Regions from separate parts of the Homo sapiens genome. Here regions 2, 3, 4 and 5 are each linked to region 1. The links are chromatin contacts, found by Hi-C in ENCODE. All regions are on one chromosome and are shown on one strand. Each heading gives the region's core, a stretch centred on a gene start or an enhancer-like site at or near the end of the contact. The rest is flanking DNA. Distances are from core to core; before and after follow the strand shown.

Region 1 (3,708 bases), core at 539-3,038:
CTCCCACACTCTAATGTTTTTTTCCAATTTGGAACTCTGGCCTGACTGGTTCCACCCTCAGCTCACACACCAACTTTCCCTGCCCATGCCTATTCTGTATTTTTGAGATTGGGTCAGTCTCTCCTCACTAGCGAGTACATACATTCCTTTGAGGTGAGGGACATCACCTTCAGTGTCAAGGTTTGGACAATATCATCAAAGGGTCACCAAGACATGCCCAAGAATTCTGAAATTTCAGAACCAGGCTTGTTAGAATCAGTTGTTTAACACAGTCTCCCACACTGATCTGCCAGCCACGAGAACAAAGCCACATGGAAGCTAAAGACACAGGGGCAGTGTCCAGTTGCTGGCTGGACATTCCTACACCTCCTCCTCTGATTCTCAATGCTCCCTGGGCCCATCCCCTTCCAACTCCTCCCCCACTAGCCCGGCACTGAAATGCCCTTGTTCACTTTATTTTAAATGGGCACCATTCGGAGGCTACATTCTCACAGTCCATTCTTTGCTTCCCGTTCCTCCCTTGCTCCATGACCTGGGATCATGATCCCTTTCTTCCTAAAACTTTCACCCCTAGTTTCAGATAGTTGACAGTTTTGCACAAATAGTAACATTTCCCCGTAATTACTGTTTTTTTTTTCCTTCCTTATCAAAAGGGGCTGGTCAAAGCCAACCTTGTTCAGTTTATGAACCCAACTCCTTCCTCCCTCAAGACTGACACAGAGATTGACGTAAAGAGTACGCTCGGCCCGGTTAAATTTATAAGCACAGAACCAGGTATCGCATGCTTGTCCATGTGACTCTTTTTTTTCTTTTCTTTCTTTCTTTTTTTTTTTTTTTTTTTTTTTTTTTTTTTGAGACGGAGTCTTGCTATGTCACCCAGGCTGGATGGAGTGCAGTGGCGCGATCTCAGCTCCCTACAAGCTCCGCCTCCCGGGTTCACGCCATTCTCCTGCCTTAGCCTCCCGAGTAGCTGGGACTACAGGGGCCCACCACCACGCCGGCCTAATTTTTTGTATTTTTAATAGAGGCAGGGTTTCACCGTGTTAACCAGGATGGTCTCGAACTCCTGACCTCGTGATCTGCCCGCCTCGGCCTCCCAAAGTGCTGGGATTACAGGCGTGAGCCACTGTGCCAGGCCCATGTACAAAATAAAGCACCCGGAACTTTGCACCTGGACTTATCTACACTCGACAATCTTTGTCCTAGGAACTCAGGGAGTCCACACCAGGCTTTTAACACCCTTGAGACTGAAGGAGGGAAAAGGCTGTAACTGGCAGCGACAACTGGGCCTAGTATAACGCGAACTCCAGTTTTGGCCAAACCTCCTCCAACACACATGTGCAAAGCCACATTCTCATGAAGAGGGGGCAAAACATTTGCTTTCTGGGTTTAACCTTCTACCATCTCAAACCAACTGTGCCAAAAATTTCCCTGTTCACCAGGATTCATCAAAAAACGTACATTTCTATTTTCACCGATTTTAAGAGAATAATTAACTGCTCTATTTTTACAAAAAATACACAAAGTGATACAATCTAAAGACTAATCCTCAGACAAAATCAATTGCTAAACATTGGAGGGGCAAAAGGGGAGACCACGCCGCAAAAGCACGGAGAGGCAACTTTCGGCACCGCGGGAAGGCCCCGACCACGCTGCGGCTCCGCCTCTCCTCCCGCCCCTCGTTCGGTAGTCCGGTAGCCCCGCGGCTCCCCGAATTCCCCGCCCTCGGCCCCTGCGGGCGCACCCTGCAGGCCCCGCCCCGGCCCCGCCTCATCGCGACGTCAGTTGTTATGTCTCGGCTCCGGCCGCGGCCGCCGCTGATACACGGTTGTGGAGGGTACGGCCGCGGTCTCCGGAGGTGGCGGGGGTGTTGGGGACGGGTGCTGCGACCGGCACTGCCCATCCGAGCGGGACGGGCGCTGAGTGGCCGGGAGGCAGCCGGGTAGCCGCCTGGAGGAGCAGTCTCGGGGCCTATTATTGGTTTTTTCCCTCCGAGACCGATTCCATCTGCAGAGACCGCGACGCCCCATCCTGGGCCGGGCCGCAGTGCCCGCCCGCCTGAGAGGCGCCGCCCGCCAGCCGGCCCGAGCGAACCTGGAGCCGCCGCCGTGCCCGCCGCTCTTCTCGCGGAGCCTGGGCGGTCGGCGGGGCCTGGGGCCTGGGCTTCGGGCGCGGCGTTGCGGCGGCCGCTCCTCCCCGCGCAGAACACGCTGGGCCCCGGGCCTGGCCCGGCCGAGCGCCGCGCCCTCCTGACCCGCGGCCGCGGGAGTCCGGCCCCCACGGCCCCTCGGGCCCCGGCCTGCCGCCCGGATCCCCGCCTCCTGGGCGGATCTGAGTTATTTTTTGGTCTCCCCCTCCCCCTTGAGATCGCGGCACCGGAGGGCCGACCCCGCCACCTGGGTCAGTGCCCGCCCCGGGGGAAGCGTCCCTCGTTTTGTTCTTCCCCGCGAGCTCTCCCCGCGCCCCTCTCCTTTCTGTGCTTAATGGATGGGGGTTTTGAGTTTTTCCCCTTTATTTTTGTCGGCTCTTGACTGGGAGGCCCGGCGCGAGGCTCTGCGTCTCTGCGTCCCTCGTCGCCGCCTCGCGCCCGCGCGGATCCCGTCACCTGCTTCCCCGCCGGGGATGGCCGGCCAGTGACGGCGCCGGGTGGCCCGCGCGTGGACACGGGGCCCTCGCCCAAGCTGCCACCGAGCCGCGGCCCCCGCCCTCGACCCTTCTCTCTCCCGTATTCCGAGCTCTCTGGAAAGAGAGGAAACTCCAGGGAAGATGTGGCTGAAGCTTTTTTTCTTGCTCCTCTATTTCCTGGTCCTGTTCGTCCTGGCCAGGTTTTTTGAGGCCATTGTGTGGTATGAAACTGGCATCTTTGCCACCCAGCTGGTGGATCCGGTGGCGCTGAGCTTCAAGAAGCTGAAGACCATTTTGGAGTGCCGGGGGTTGGGCTACTCAGGGTTGCCCGAGAAGAAGGATGTCCGGGAGCTGGTGGAAAAGTCAGGCGAGTATCGGGCTTCCCCTAGGGTCCCCTCCACCTGGGAGAGGGGACGACCTGTACCTCCTGGTACCTGGCTGTTCCCCCAGAGTGAGGCCTTTCCTGGAAGCGTTAAAGCTGCCCAGGTTTCTTCGTCCAAGCTTCCTACAATCAAGTATGCGGATCCCAGCTTTGAGGAGGAGTCTGAAATTATTTGGAGGAGTGTTGGTGTATCCTTTTAAGGTTATCGTAAAATGACAGTTTAAAGTGTGGCTTCTTAGCGTTGTTTACTAAGTTGAGTGATTTTCTCAAAATTCTGGAATATCAACTAGTTACAAACTGGAAAGCATTATTTGTCAGTTGAAGTTCATAAAAACGTAAGAAAAACTCCAAAACGTTGTCTGTCAATAGCAATATTTGTCACGATAGTAATAATAAGATACCCAGAGTGGGGACACATCTTTGGAATACTTACTATCAGAGGCACTTGGGCCTAGGATTTAAATGTTAAATCATGAGTTTGAATATAGACAGTATACACCGTACAGTATTAGCTTTTCAGACTTTAAGTTTGGTGAAAATAAGGCGAGCATTTTGTATAAATGCCTGCCATGTTCGAGTTTATATTATATTTCTGTTAGGATTTTTAAAAATTTGCATCTTGGATGTGTAAAAGAAAAATTTTTTTTGTCTTCTGTGTCACAGGTACCCTTGCATTGTTTAATGGGTTGAGAAATATACGT
Region 2 (3,708 bases), core at 406-2,905, 1.8 Mb after region 1:
TAACTGCAGACTTGAACTGGACTCAAGCGATCCTCCTGCCTCAGTCTCCCAAGCGGCTGGGACTACAGGCGTGTGCACCACACCTTGCTAATTTTTGTATTTTTTGTAGAGACGGGGTCTCGTCATCTTGCCCAGGCTGGCAGGTTTGAGTTTTATGGCAAGAATAATTCTTAGGTAGTAGGTACTTCTATCAGGAAGCACATTATGTCTGATTGTCTTTCTTTTTTGGGATATTAGTGGCCATTGATGACTACTACATAGGACTACCCCTCTTTTAAATAGCTGAAAAAGAGTTTCTTTTGATCCTTGTACAAGATGGGGTTTCTGTCACAGTTTCAGATAATGTTAGTTTGTTGGTCCCCTCTCCTTACTGATTTGTAAGAATTCTTTATGCCAGGCTTCTATAGTTTGGATGTTTGATCCCTCCAAATCTCATGTTGAAATTTGATCCCCAATGTTGGAGATGGGGCTTAATGGAAGGTGTTTGGCTGATGGGGGTCAGATCCCTGATGAGTAGATTAATACTCCTTGGAATGGGGGGTGAGCTGTCACTTTATTAGTTCTTGCGAGAGCTGCTTGTTAAAGAGTCTGGCGCCTCCCTCCCATCTTGCCTACTTCCTCTCTTGCCATGGGACCTCTAAACACCAGCTCCCTTTTGTCTTCTGCTATGAGTGGAAGCATCCTGAGGCTCTCACCAGAAGCAGATGCTGGCACCAGCCTGCAGAACCATGAGCCAAATAAACTTTTCTTTAAAGTTACTCAGCCTCAGGTATTCCTTTATAGCAACACAAACACAAACAAAGACAGTTGGATTTTTTTTTTTTAATTGAGATGGGGGTTTCACTATGTTGCCCAGGCTGGTGTTGAACTCTTGGGCTCAAGTGATCCTCCCACCTTAGCCTCCTGAGTAGCTGGGACTACAGACACATGATACCACACCTGGCTAGACAGCTGGATTGTTTTCAAAATAGAAGGTCAGTGATGATTAATTTAGCGCCTCTGTATGTTCAAAACTGTCTTTATTCACTTCCCTTTTGAAAGATGGTTTGGTTGTGTTTTGAATTCTGGTTCAAAGGTATTTTCCCTCAACCCTTTGAAGGTGATTCTCCATTATCTTTTTATATGCACGGTGGATAATGGGAGTTGACTGATATCAATCTGATTCTCATTCTCTGGGATTTCAGTTCCAGCATATATTATACATTGTCTCTTCTCTTTGGTTATTTTGAGCATTTTTTTTTTTTGGTCTCTGACAGTCTTAAGTATCACTTTGGTATATCTAGGTTTCTTTGAAGATTTGATTACTTGTAGGTTGCTAAAAATCATTCCTTCCACTTTGTGAGACCTCACAATCTAATGATTCAAGTGTTTCTTTAGTTTTGGGAAATTACCAGCCATTATTTTTTCAAACATTCTCTCTCCTCCATTCTTTATTTTCTCCTTTCAGGTTACCTAGAAAACAAGAAAAATGTTGCAATTTCTGGCTCCTTCCACAGGGTCACTTCTTTCCCCTCTCACTGTGCTGTATTCAAGGCGATTTTCCCAGTTCATTCTCTCTTCTCATTCTTCAGCTGTCCCTTGGTGTATCTGTTGAGGTGGCTTTCTTTCTGTCTGGTTTCTTTTTTCAGGGCTGTATCTCAGTTTCAGATGCACTCAGAGTTTTGCATCAGGGCTGTCCATTTATTCATTTGTTTATTTACTTATTTATGATGGAGTTTTCGCTCTTGTTACCTAGGCTGGAGTGCAGTGGCCCAATGTTGGCTCACTGCAACCTCCGCCTCCCAGGTTCAAGTGATTCTCCTGCCTCAGCCTCCCAAGTAGTTGGGAATACTGGCACCCGCCACCATGCCTGGCTAATTTTTTGTATTTAGTAGAGACAGGGTTTCACTATGTTGGTCAGGCTAGTCTTGAACTCCTGACCTCAGGTGATTCATCTGCTTCGGTCTCCCAAAGTGCTGGGATTAAAGGGGTGAGCCACCTTTCCCGGCCTATTCATTTATTTTAAAATTTCTTTTATGATGAGTAAAAATGGATTTAGTGAGAAAAAAGAGATTTTCGTGTCTATTCAGGCCGCCATTTTGAAAGTGGAAGTCTCTACTTGTTAAACTCTATTTTCTACTCCTTGGATTCTAATAGAAGCAAGAATTAATTCTATAATATTAATCTATACTCAGAACAAATAGAATTTATAATTACATTTACGAATTTTGTATGTTATAGGTGGCTTCATTTTAAGTCTAGTTTATTGGCCCAAGGGAGATCTTGAGCCAATCACAGCTTAGTGTTTGGACTTTGATTGAAGATTGCATTTGGTCATTATTTGAACTAATCTTAAGAACATCCTCACCTGTGGTTGAGAGTGTTCCTGCCCGGGCTCCTGTTTTATAAAGTGGGCAGTGGTAAAGTGTTGGGCTTGGCTTATAGTTTTGTTGTGGTTCAAAATGCACCACAGGCAGCACTGGATTCATCTGTCCGGGCAATGCATCTTCTATCACCATCTCCTTATCATCCCATCGAGAAGCATCCATGAACATCCCATGAACAAGAACACCATCCTCAGGAGAGGGCAACTGAAAGATACCCACAAGTCTCAAAGTGAGATGGGGGAAAAGGGATCAGCAGGTGTGAGCCACTTCCTATGTCCCACATCCTCACCAGGTAATTCTAAAAAACACTCTATACATTGCTGTTATTATTCACATTTTAGAGAGGTCAATCCTGAGGCTCTGAGAGGCAAAAAAATGTAATAATAATGTGATGACTTTTCCCCTTTTCATGGGAGGTGGAGGAGTACTGAGATCATCGTCTGTTATTCTTAGCAAGGTTTTTCAAGGATTTGGATGCCCTCCTAGAAGACAGATTATATATCTGCAATAATATTTGCAGAGTGCCCATGGACAATTCCTTTTTGTTCTTTCTCTCTTTTTTAAAAATTATGCTTACTTTTAAATGTTTGTATTAAATAAGAAAGAGGGAGAGGGAGAGACCCTGCCCATCAGATTCCTGTGATGTGATTGGATGTCTCCACCGGTGCACACTTTTTTTTTTTTTTTTCCAATTGTGGGCATCTGAGTCATCCTTCCTCAAACCCTGAGTGGATTTGGCCATTTCTGGCCCGAGGTCTTTGGATAATTGGAGCCTCACGTCTGCAGGCAGAGGACTAAGCTGTTTGGATAATATGTAGTGCATTTTATAGTGAATAAAAGGATGGTAAACTAAATTCTTTTTAGCTGGTCTTTGCTTTTTGGTGTCCTAACCTTTCTGTTTCTTGGGTGCAGCAGGATGGGACTTCCTGTTTTTGGGCTGCACATATGTTTATGCAGGTTTGCCTGAAAACTATCCTGCTACCTACTGGGTGTCCACCAACTGGGCATCACCCAGAGGGAGCACCTTTTCCTATGCTGCGCCAAGGCGGCAAATGGGCTGACAGTGGTCTTGCCTGTTTGCAACAGAGATAAAGCTGTTTAAACACATACCCTGTGTTTAGACCAGTATATGTGCTGGTCACATGACACTGGCTGTTTCTTTCACACCACACTACTGGCCTGTCTCCTGGTCTGTTGGTGGCAGACATTTGCTAGGTGGGCCAGGAGACAGGCCAGTTAGACAGTCTGAAGTCTCCCCAGATCTCAGAGATTGTAAGGCATTGTCATGGCTCAGCGCACATGACCCAAGCAGAGACATGGTATGAACTAGGGTGGAGGGACA
Region 3 (3,708 bases), core at 534-3,033, 1.7 Mb after region 1:
TCCTAGTATTGAAATTTTATTGCATCCTTGGAATAAACCTTATTTGGCCATGTTTTGTTATTGTAATATACTTTTTTGATTAAATTTACTAGTATTTTATTTAGAAGTTTGCAACAATATTCACAGTAGATTTTGTTTTCAGGATCATATTTGCTTTGTAAATGTTTTGGAAGGCATGTTAGAGTGCTCCAGAGAGAAAGAGCCAATAGGATATGTATATATACAGTTGGCTTCTCATATCCAGGGTTTCTACATCAGGGAATTCAATTAATTGTGGATTGAAAATATCTGGGAAAAAAGCTTTTATACTGAACATGTATAGACTTTGTTTTCCTTGTCATTATTTCCTAAACAATACTGTTTAACAACTATTTGCATAGCCTTTACATTGATATTATAAATAATCTCGAGATGATTTAAAGTGTACTGGAGGATGTGCATAGGTTATATGCAAATACTATGCCATTTTATAGCAGGGATTTGACCATCTCTGGATTTTGCTATCTGCAGGGAGATAAGAATTCCTGTCCTACAGGATATATAACAAAATAGTGATTGTTTTAAGACGCTAAGTCTTGGAGTTATTTGATATGCAGCAATAAGCCAGAACAAAATGTGTTTAAGAATATAGTTTGGCCGCGCACGGTGGCTCATGCCTGTAATCCCAGCACTCTGGGAGGCCGAGGCGGGTGGATCACCTGAGGTCAGGAGTTTGAGACCAGCCTGACCAACGTGGTGAAACCCCGTGTCTCCTAAAAATACAAAAAATTAGCCAGGCATGGTGGCGGGCACCTGTAATCCCAGCTACCTGGGAGGCTGAGGCAGGAGAATCGCTTGAAACTAGGAGGCAGAGATTGCAGTGAGCTGAGATCATGTCATTACACTCCAGCCTGGGCGACAGAAAAAGACTCTGTCTCCAAAAAAAAAAAAAAAAAAAAAGAATATGGGCCGGGCACAGTGGCGCATGCCTGTAATCCCAGCACTTTGGGAGGCCGAGGCGGTCAGATCACGAGGTCAGGAGATCGAGACCATCCTGGCTAACATGGTGAAACCCCGTCTCTACTAAAAATACAAAAAAAAAAAAAATTAGCTGGGTGTGGTGGTGGGCGCCTGTAGTCCCAGCTACTCAGGAGGCTGAGGCAGGAGAATGGCATGAACCCGGGAGGCAGAGCTTGCAGTGAGCCGAGATCGCACCACTGCACTCCAGCCTGGGTGACAGAGCGAGACTCCGTCTCAAAAAAAAAAAAAAAAAAAGAATATGATAGTCCTAGCTACTTGGGAAGCTGAGATGGGAGGATAGCTTGAGCCCAAGAGTTCAAGGCCAGCCTGGGCAACATAACCTGGAACCCATCTCCCATAGATATGAGGGGCGACTGTATATAGATATATGAGAGGGGATTTATTAGGGGAATTGGCTCATGAGATTAGGGAGGTGAAAAGTCCCACGACAGACTGTCTGTAAGCTGGAGACCGTGGAATACCACAGTGGGGCTCAGTTCAAGTCCTAAAGTCTCAGAACCAGGGCAGCTGATAGTGTAATTCTCAGTCCAAGGCCAAAGGCCAAGAACCTGGGGGCTGCTAATGTAAGACCCAGAGTCCAAAGGCCAGGGAGCCTGCAGTTCTGATGTCCAAGGTCAGAAGAAGAAGGATGGCCCAGCTTCAGGAGAGAGAAAAAAAGAATTTGCCTTTTCTCTGCCTTTTGGTTCTATCTGGGCCCACAGCCAATTGGATGTTGTCCGCCCACACTGAGGGCAGATCTTCCTCAGTCAGCCCACCCACTCACATGCCAATCTCCTGTGAAAACACCCTCACAGACACACCTAGAAAGAATGCTTTACCAGCTCTCTAGGTTCTCGACTCCCCACTTTATTCAGTTTTGCTTTCTGTAGTTTTAGTTACTCCTGGTCAACCTTGGTCTGAAAATATTAAATTAAAAATTCCAGAAATAAACAATCCGTAAGTTTTAAATGGCTCATCGTTCTGTGTAACATGATGAAATCTCATGGCATTCCACTCTGTCCCTCCCAGGATGTGACTCATCCCTTTGTCCAGTGTTTCCACGTTGTATACACTACTCACCCGTTAGCTAGTCTCTTAGCAGCCATCTCAGTTACGAGTGACTGTCACAGCATCACAGTGCTTGTGTTCAACTGTTTAATTGTTCTATTTTATTATTAGTTGTTAATCTCTTACTGTGCCTAATTTATAAATTAAACGTTATCATAGGTGTGTACAGGGTTCGGTACATGTGTGGCTTCAGGCATCCACTGGGGATCTTGGAACATACCCTCCATGGATAAGGGGAGACTAGTGTATTACTTAATCAAGTCAAGTTGACAGCTAAAATTAACCATCACAGGAAGCATATGTCCTTTTCTAACTACTGAAACAAATTTTGAGGTATTGAAGTTATTGCTTTCTTGCAGCTTTGAAAGCAATCGTCTGTGAAACCATCTGGGCCTGGCACTCTTCTAAGTGGTAACAATGTGTGGGTGTGCACGCGTGCGCATGTGTGTATGTGTGTATGTGTCAGAGAGAGAGAGAGAGACATTATTCGGTGCATAGATTTATGGCTGATTTAAAAATATTGGACTGTCTGGCCAGGCATGGTGGCCCACGCCTGTAATCTCAGCACTTTGGGAGGCCAAGGCGGATGGATTACCTGAGGTCAGGAGTTTGAGACCAGGCTGGCCAACATGGTGAAACCCCATCTCTACTAAAAATACAAAAATTAGCCGGGCATAGTGGCGCAGTACCTGTAGTCCCAGCTACTCCGGAGGCTGATGCAGGAGAATTACTTGAACCTGGGAGGCGGAGGTTGCAGTGAGTCGAGATGGCACCACTGCACTCCAGCCTGGGTGACAGAGTGAGACTCTGTCTCAGGAAACAAAAACACGACCAGGCGTGGTGGCTCACGCTTGTAATCCCAGCACCTTGGGAGGCTGAGGCAGGCGGATCACCTCAGGTCAGGAGTTCAAGACCAGCCTGGCCAACATGGTGAAACCCCATCTCTACAAAAATACAGAAATTAGCTGGGCATGATGGCAGGTGCCTGTAATCCCAGCTACTTTGGAATCTGAGGTGGGAGAATCGCTTGAACCCAGGAGGGGGAGGTTGCAGTGAGCTGAGATGGTACCATTGCACTCTAATCTGGGTGACAGAGAGACTCCGTCTCAAAACAAAAACAAAACAAAACAAAAAAAGAAAACAAAAACAAACAAAAACCCAGTGACTTATATATCATAATAGAAGCTTATTCATCTTCCTGATAAAGATTAAAGATGTCTGGAAGGAGTAGTCCACGCCTGGTATAGCAACTCTGAGATCCCAGTCACCTTAATGCTTTCTGCTGCACCATCCTACATCAGTTTCCATCCCTAGTGTCATTTCGTGGCCCTGGGTGGGAGTGGGAGCTGGGCTTCTGCATTCAGTGGTCCTTGTGGTGGGCCAGGCCTGGCATGGGATGTACTGGTGCCCAGATCCAAGGAGAAAATGTCTGCTAGAAGCCAGGTGCCTGTGCAGATGAAATGGAAAAAAAAAAAAAAAACCTCAAACAGTGTGATGGTTAATTTTATGTGTGAACTTGGCTATGGTGTCAGCTATTTGGTCAAACACTGTCTAGATATTGTTGTGAAGGCATTTTGTAGATGTAATTAACATGTTCAATTAGTTGACTTGAAGAAAAGGAGATAGTCTTTGTGGGTGAAC
Region 4 (3,708 bases), core at 445-2,944, 1.7 Mb after region 1:
GGCAGGAGAATCGCTTGAACCCAGGAGGTGGAGGTTGCAGTGAGCCGAGATCAGGCAATGGCCTGATCTCCAGCCTGGGTGACAGAGCAAGACTCTGTCTCAAAAAAAAAAAAAAAAAGAAAGAAAAAAAAGAATAAGAATGTATAGGCTGAGCATGGTGGCTCACGCCTATAACCCCGGTACTTTGTGAGGCCAAGGTGAGAGGATCGCATGAGCCCAGGAGTTTGTGACCAGCCTGGGCAACATAGTGAGACCTTGTCTCTACTAATATCAAAAACAAAAAACAACAAAAACAAAACAAAAAGTATATATATATATATGCATGTACATTTTTTGGAGGGGGAGGAGAAGGGGTCAAAGTTACACACACAGACACTTGTGTTTCTATAGGCTGACAGGACACAGGAGTCACACCAATTTGGGACCCATAGGCACTTTTTCTTACGTTATTGTTTGAATGTTGTACAATGAGAGAGCTTGGTTTTTGAAATAATTAAATGTAATTGAATTGAGATTTGTTTTGTTTCGTTTTTTTGAGACAGGGTCTCACTCTGTTGCCCAGGCTGGAGTGCAGTGGTGAGATCATGGCTCACCGTAGGTTCCACCTCCTGGGCTCAAACAGTCCTCCTGCCTCAGCCTCCCGAGTAGCTGGGACTAAAGGTGCATGCCACCACGTCTGGCTAATTTTTTGATTTTTATTTTTTTGTAGAGATGGGGTCCTACTATGTTGCCCAGGCTGGTCTCAAACTCCTGGAGAATTGGGCTTAACCAGTCCTCCTGCCTTGGACTCCCAAAGAGCTAGGATTACAGGCGTGAGCCATCACGCCTGACTGGGATTTGTTTTTAAAGTTCCAAAGAGCTTTACTAGTCTTAATCGTAATGTACATAAACTTGTATTCTATGTAAAATATAACAACTTCACAATCATAATAACCATACAGCCATCATTAGCACAGCGCCTCTAACCCACAGCCTCTTACGATTATAAATGGGAGTTCAGATAGATCCATGGACGCAGGGGAGGTTTGGTTGAGGAGCCAGGTCAGAGTCTTGGTTGGAAACACATGCAACTGTATCTGGAACCAGGGTCTGAGGCGAGCTGGGGACAGAGGGACCTCACTTCCAGCCTTCTCTATCAGCAACCCTCTAACATAGAGCTATTTCCAGGTCTAAAGGGTCTCAGAAATGTTCCAACAGCTTCTAGCTTCCTGGGCATTAGCTGCATTTTCACCTACCGGTAGCCCTAGTTCCTCATTTGCCAAAGGCCCACTGCAGGCCGGGCCCTGGTGCCAGCAGAGGAGGTCTGCACCCTCACAGCTGTAGCAGGAGGGAGACGTGCAGAGAGGTGAAGCTCACGGCCCTGGAATACGTGCACCACGGAGGTGAGTGCAAGTGGGTGGGGACTTTGTGGAACAAGTCACATCTGAGTCACTCTGAAGTATGAATAGGAGTCCACCTCATCAACCAAGGCAGGGCAGGAAATTCCAGGCAGACAGTAGTGCAGGGATGAAGGTCCAGAGACGGAAATACTTTTGAAGGCACCATATGAAGTTTATGAACAGAGGTGGAGCTGAGACACCACAGATCAGAAAGGGGAACCAGCAGAGGGTAGCAAGCAGGGGAGACAGGAAGTCAAATTTGAGCTTTAGGGAGATTTTTCTGATGGTAGGGGAGGAGAATGTGTGGGTAGAGCAGTTACTGGCCTCTTGTCCGTATAAGAAGTAATGTGGGCCTGGACTTGGAGCAGAAGTGATTCAGACCTTGCTCGCCTCGCCTCTGAGCCATATTCAAAGCTGCCCTACCAGCCTGCTGTGTCCTCTCCCCTCCCCTCCCCTCCCCTCCTCCCTCCCCTCCCTTCCCCTCTCACCTCCCCTCTCCCCTCCTCTCCCCTCCCCTCTCCCCTCCCCTCCCCTCGTATACTGTTGGTGTGCCAGCTCTCCTTTAGTCTTCAAACTTAAAGCTTGGGTGTCACCCACATCAAGAAAAGTCTATTGACTGGGTGTGGTGGCTCATGCCTGTAATCCCAGCTACTCAGGAGGCTGAGGCCGGGGGATCCCTTGAGCCCAGGAGTTCAAGGTTGCAGTGAACTATGATCACACCACTGCACTCCAGCCTGGGTGACGGAGCAAGACCCTGTCTCAAACAAAGCAAAACAAAAAACCCCAAAAAACTCCACTGATGTCCCCACCCCATCCCCCACCATTCCCGAGCTTGGTCAGGGACCCCTGCCCTGGACTCTATGATGCTCTGTGCATTTCTTTTCTTTTCTTTTCTTTTTTTTTTTTTTTTTTTTGAGACAGAGTCTCACTGTGTCATCCAAGCTGGAGTGCAGTAGTGCGATCTCGGCTTGCTGCAATCTCTGCCTCCCAGGTTCAAGTGATTCTCCTGCTTTAGCCTCCTGAGTAGCCAGGATTACAGGCATGTGCCACCACGCCCAGCTAATTTTGTATTTTTAGTAGAGACAGGGTTTCACCATGTTGGTCAGGCTGGTCTCGAACCCCTGACCTCATGATCCGCCCACCTCGGCCTCCCAAAGTGATGGGATTACAGGCATGAGCCACCACGCCCAGCAGCTCTATGCATTTCTGAGTGTGAATCCCATTGCTTTATGATTGTGTTCTGGTTTTTGTTTTACCACTAGATTGTGATTTTCCTACCAGGTCTCATTCATTCTTCTGACTCCAATGCCTATCACAAAGCCTGGCACAGAGAAGATAAGAGCAAATATTTGTGATTGAATGAGTAAATGATGAATGAAAAGTGAAGACGGGAGATGAGAGAGGTATTTGGAGGTGGAATCAGGGTAACTTGGCAAGTGATTGGCAGGGATAGTGCAGAGGGTGGGTGGTGAGAGGGTGGCATCGAAGATGACTCCAGGTTTTCTGGTTTGGGAGTAGGGGAGCTCTGAACTGTTTTTATTCACAATACTTCTGCCACCAAATGTGTGAGTTTTTTCTTATACTGACCAGTTATTCAACTCTCCAGATACCAATTGGGTATCCAACAAATCAATTCCATTCTGACATTATCTACCTAGAATTAGTGTCAATGCCACCAAAGAGCTCCATCCCGCAAGACTGCCCTGATTTCAGATGTCGGTTGCTGGTACCAGGTTACCATCTGTATTTCTAACCAACCAGCTATAGAAGTCCTAGGTTACCACAACCCCCTCTTCATGTTCAATAATTTGCCAGAATGGCTCACAGAACTCGGAAACACTTTCGTTAGGCTTACCACTTTATGATCAAGGACATATGCTCAGAGACAGCCAGGTGGAAGCATAGGGCATGGTATTGGAGGGGCACGCAGGGCTTCTATGTCTCCTCTGGGCAGGCCGCCCTCCTAGCACTTCAGTGTGTTCACCAACTGGAAGCTCCCCGAATCTCATCATTTAGGGGTTTTTATGGAGGTTTCATTACACAGGCACAATTGATGAAATCATTGACCAATGCTGATTGACTCAATCACCAGCCCCTTTTCCTTCCTGGAGGTCTGGGGATGAGCTGAAAGTTCCAATTCTGTCATGCCTTGGTCTCTCTGGTGACCAGCCCCCATCCTCAAGCTATGTCGGGGACCCCCAGCCACCAGGCACCTTATTAGCACACAAAAGATATCATTCCAGGGATTCCAAGGGTTATAGGAGCTGCGTGCAAAGACTGAGGACAAAGACAGAATACATATTTACCACAGGAGGTGCTGGTGCCATTA
Region 5 (3,708 bases), core at 694-3,193, 1.7 Mb after region 1:
TTGTCTTGAAGGTGGTCAATGTACACAGGACTACAGTTTAAGATAAACTTTAATATCCCAAATTGAAAACTGATTATAACTTTAATTACGAGTTCTTAAAATTACAGAGATAAGGATACATTTCGATTAAGCAGACGAAGTGGGGAAAAGAGGCATAGCTTCCTACTTCTGTGTCCCTTTCAATGAGGCTAGGTACCTCATTATTTCAAAATGCCCAACACTTGAACACTGTAAGTACTCAACAAATGCTTTGCGAAGAAAATATAGTATATTTCATATTAGTTTTGTAACTTTTAAAATACAGAATCGTTGAACACAGAATGTTGAGTCAATTTCAACGTCGCAATTAGTAATGCGAATTTTGAAACTTGTTCTAAATACAATTTTAATCAATCTGAGTTTTTCAGCCTTGAAATTCTAAGGTCCGTATTTCCCAAAGAATATCCTTCCCATAGTGCTAAGCACACACTAAACTGACTCACTAAACTTTCTCCACTCCTACATCACCTATACAGGATTTTAAAATCCGGAGTACACAAACTTTCAAGCCACTTCTACAATCTTGTATTAACCTTAGCAGGACAAACTTTTCGCCAAGACTCTTAACACTTTTTATCCAAAAACCTGTAGTAGTGAAACAAAGAAAACACAACCCCCTCCTCCTTTTCTAAACCATATGGCAATAAATTAAAGTTAACTTATTTCTTACCAGCTCAAAGCCTATACATCGACCCTAAACATTTGTCTCTTTGTGCCCTGGGACTGGGCTTAGAGCTGTCTGCTTATTTGCAACTGTACTCCAATCGTGTTTTAAAATGGCAAAACAAGGTCCAAAACGACCCCCGACCATGAACAGACCTCACCATCGTCATTTTCCAAAACCTGGTCTGGTAGGCAGCACATGCCGGCGAGGGCACCAGGGCCGCGGGGAGCGAGCCCTGCTCCGCCTGGGTGACTGAGCAGGGAGTTTGCTTGCTGCGGCGGGGTCGGATCCACCCCGGGAACTTGGTTACCCGAGCCCAGGGACGCGCCGAGGCCTAGCCGCGAGGCCGGGGCGGGCTCCAGGCGGCGAGGGCTTCCCGTCCCTTGGCCGCAGAGCCTTCCCGCCAGCCCCGCGGTCGCCCGCAGGCGGGGACACTCGCCGTCGTCTCCCGGCGACCGGACGCGCCTGCCGGGTCCCGGGCCGGCTCTTTTGCCTCCTGCTGCCGCCCGCGGCCCGGCTCTGCGACCACACCGGGCTCTTCCGGGGCGGCGGGAGCGCTAGGCCGCGCTGGGGCCCGCGGCTCCTGAACCGGCCGGGCGGGCCTTGGCGTCCGGTATCAGTCCCGAAGGCCGAGCTCCCGCCGGTAACGGGCCCCGCCGCCTCCCCTCCCCCTCCGCCCCATGACAGTGCAAACCCTCCGGCCGCCCGGGCCGCCCCGCCTCCAGCACCAGGCCCAGCTAAGGGCCGCGGCCGTGGCGGCAGCGGCGCCGCGGCTCTCCGCCCTCGCTCGCTCGCTCCCGGGTCCAGCGCCTCGGGCCCGGCTCGGGCTCGGCCAAAGTCTCCGCCGCTTCCCGGCCGCCCTCCGCCGCGCCCGGCCCGGGCGGGGTAGGCCGAGGCCCGGGAGGTGCGGGTGGGGGCGGGGGCTCCTCTCACCTTCATGTCGGGACATCCTAGTTCAGACGGTGGCGGCGCGGCCCCTCCCGGGCTCCGGCTGCAGTGTCCCCCGCGGGGTCCCGGCGCTGCCCGCGCCGGCCGGCCGACTCCCACTCGACTCCCGGGCTCGGCCGCGGGGGCGGGGTGGGCAGGGGAGCGCTCCCGCGGCGGCGGCGGCGGCGGCGGCGGGGAGGCGGCGCGGGGCGGGAATGGGGCCGGGCCTGGTCGGGGCTGAGCTCCTCCAGGAGGCGGGTCCGACGCCGCAGCTCCGCCGGCGCCCGCCGTGACTCCGGTCACTCTCGGGCCTGCCGGCTCCCGGCAGCGGCGCGGCGCTCCGCAAATCCCGCTCCTCCCCTCCCCCGGCCCACCCCCCGCCCCTCTCCCCCGGCTCCCGGCCGCCGCCTCCTCCTCCTCCTCTTCCTCCTCCTCCGCCTCCTTCCGCCGCCCGCACGCCAGCCCCGCCTCTCGCTGCCCTCGCCGGGCCCAGCCGCCCGGAGGCCCCGCGGCCGGCGGTCGCGACGGGGGCGACGCGGCGACGGCGGCTCGGGGCGCGGCGCTTGCCCGCGCTAGCCAGCAGGCCGCGATCGGGCGCCCGTGCCCAGCCTCGGCCTGGCCGCCGCCGCCGCCGCCGCGCCGCGCGTAGGGAGGAAGAGGAAATGCCCGGCGCCGGCTCCCGCTGCTCACCGGCGCGGCCCGAGGGGCGCCCGCCCGCCACGCCGCCCCTAGCCCCGCCTGGGGCGGGCCTAGGCCGGGCTATAGGGGCCAGGGCCTTGGGCTGCGCCGGCCGCGGGAGGTGGGTGCTTCTCGGCGGCGAGCTGCGACTCGGAGAGACTCCTGTCCGCAGGTGCATGGCTTCCGGGCGGGCCTCGGGCAGCGAGCTCCAGCCCCACTGAGAGGCCGCGGACCGCCTGGGGACTTGTGTTTGTGTGTATTTTAAGCCAACAGCCCAGAAAGGGAAGGCGACTGGCCCCCGGTCTTCGCCAGTGTTTCCCGGCCGGGTTACTGGTGGTCAGGAGGGAAGCCAGGAGGCTGCCGGGCTCCGAGGCCGATTCCTTGCGAACCATCTCCGTTAAAGACTCCGCGCCGGGCAGCCCGGGAGTCCGGCGGTACCCGCGCAAACTTTGTCCCAGCGCCTTGGCTCACCGTGAATGCCCTGCCTTGAAAATTTGGAGTTTTTTGTTTCCTGAAAGTGGTCTGCTTTTCCGATTTTATCTGTGTTTTCCATTTTTACCTTCTTATTGTCAATTTGTTTTCAGGCATTATTAATTCAACAAATCTTTGTACTGCCCCTTACCACGTGTCGATGGTTCCGTGGTTTGGTGGAAATAGATCGCGCTTTGAAGTCAAGACGGATCGGCCATGGAATTTTGGCTCTGAGATCCTCTGTGTAACCGTGGATGAGCTACAAGGCCTGCTGAGCCTCCATTTGTCTGGTTTTTGTGGTTGTTTTAATTTATCTTTTTCCATTTGAAGTTGTGGGTTTTGCATAAAATTGAACTGTTACCAGGCTAAGTCAACTGAAATTGGAATCTGGGGTACTGCTTGCTTTGAGGTTACTCTTATACTGTCCACCATTTGCTGGCTGTGTGATCTCTAAACCTCTCTGTGCCCTGACTTTTCTATCTTTAAAATGGACGTAACAACAGAGGTTTAATAATAAGAGGTTTGGAGGTTAAGTGCTAAAATGCATATAAAATACCTAGCACAGGACACAGTAAAAAGATTGTTACCGTATTTCATTGAATCTGGTTTTAAGACACTTCCTGATTTCAAAGAAACTAAAAGCTCATCTTGAAGTCCAGGAAGTAGGTTTTGGGTCACTCAGAACTCCCAAGGGACTGTATTTGGTAGTAACTAGTGATAAACAAACTGGAGTTTAAATGAGGACTTTGTCACCAGAGATATTTTTATTGCCTGTATGGAGCTCCTGCACAAATTTATTCCATTTCTCTTGTAGAAAGAGATCCAACCTGGCCGTAAATGGGGTGTGGTGGAGTAGAAAGAAGGGTATTAAGTAAAGCTCTGTGTCGATGCCTTTCTGAGCATTTTACGGTGTTGGCATATGTGATCCT

Evidence for each region. A loop is a pair of places that touch in the nucleus more often than their neighbours do. Pooled maps may share reads with other maps.
Region 2: a pooled map shows a loop between it and region 1 (7-fold over the local background). The contact joins the enhancer-like site here to the promoter of RNF103 in region 1. A Hi-C loop is called at or near these places in 2 of 37 single-sample maps with no recorded cell type and 2 of 50 pooled maps.
Region 3: a pooled map shows a loop between it and region 1 (5-fold over the local background). The contact joins the enhancer-like site here to the promoter of RNF103 in region 1. A Hi-C loop is called at or near these places in 3 of 37 single-sample maps with no recorded cell type and 2 of 50 pooled maps.
Region 4: a loop to region 1 is called in a pooled map, with 2.5 times the contacts of the local background. The contact joins the enhancer-like site here to the promoter of RNF103 in region 1. A Hi-C loop is called at or near these places in 2 of 37 single-sample maps with no recorded cell type and 2 of 50 pooled maps.
Region 5: a loop to region 1 is called in a map of ascending aorta, with 9 times the contacts of the local background. The contact joins the promoter of KCMF1 here to the promoter of RNF103 in region 1. A Hi-C loop is called at or near these places in 2 of 168 maps with a recorded cell type or tissue (ascending aorta and naive thymus-derived CD4-positive, alpha-beta T cell) and 11 of 50 pooled maps.

The regions. Positions count from the first base shown.
Region 1 is chr2:86,621,945-86,625,652 of GRCh38, reverse strand. RNF103 (ring finger protein 103) reads left to right here and starts at 1,788. Exons shown (of 4, transcript NM_005667.4): 1 at 1,788-2,992. The coding sequence starts at 2,767. The region is part of intron 2 of RNF103-CHMP3 (RNF103-CHMP3 readthrough); the gene reads left to right. RefSeq lists silencers at 1,598-1,767, 1,848-2,387, 2,658-2,737, 2,918-2,967 and an enhancer at 1,593-1,887.
Region 2 is chr2:84,814,723-84,818,430 of GRCh38, reverse strand. DNAH6 (dynein axonemal heavy chain 6) reads right to left here. Exons shown (of 77, transcript NM_001370.2): 76 at 2,348-2,570. Among named protein-coding and RNA genes, the nearest start is that of TRABD2A, 65 kb to the left of the region's middle. RefSeq lists a silencer at 831-980 and an enhancer at 1,131-1,180. Within about 2 kb of position 1,655, at least 2 of the 41 ENCODE cell types and tissues checked have a DNase peak (open chromatin) inside an H3K27ac peak, as active enhancers do.
Region 3 is chr2:84,918,371-84,922,078 of GRCh38, reverse strand. No RefSeq gene overlaps it. Among named protein-coding and RNA genes, the nearest start is that of TMSB10, 15 kb to the right of the region's middle. RefSeq lists enhancers at 1,554-1,743, 1,515-2,714, 2,694-2,753 and a cis regulatory region at 1,614-2,202. Within about 2 kb of position 1,783, at least 30 of the 41 ENCODE cell types and tissues checked have a DNase peak (open chromatin) inside an H3K27ac peak, as active enhancers do.
Region 4 is chr2:84,944,302-84,948,009 of GRCh38, reverse strand. No RefSeq gene overlaps it. Among named protein-coding and RNA genes, the nearest start is that of KCMF1, 25 kb to the left of the region's middle. RefSeq lists an enhancer at 1,427-1,596 and a silencer at 1,767-1,916. Within about 2 kb of position 1,694, at least 20 of the 41 ENCODE cell types and tissues checked have a DNase peak (open chromatin) inside an H3K27ac peak, as active enhancers do.
Region 5 is chr2:84,969,396-84,973,103 of GRCh38, reverse strand. It overlaps KCMF1 (potassium channel modulatory factor 1), which reads right to left and starts at 1,943. Exons shown (of 7, transcript NM_020122.5): 1 at 1,637-1,943. The coding sequence starts at 1,652. RefSeq lists silencers at 1,069-2,158, 2,189-2,438 and an enhancer at 2,937-3,016.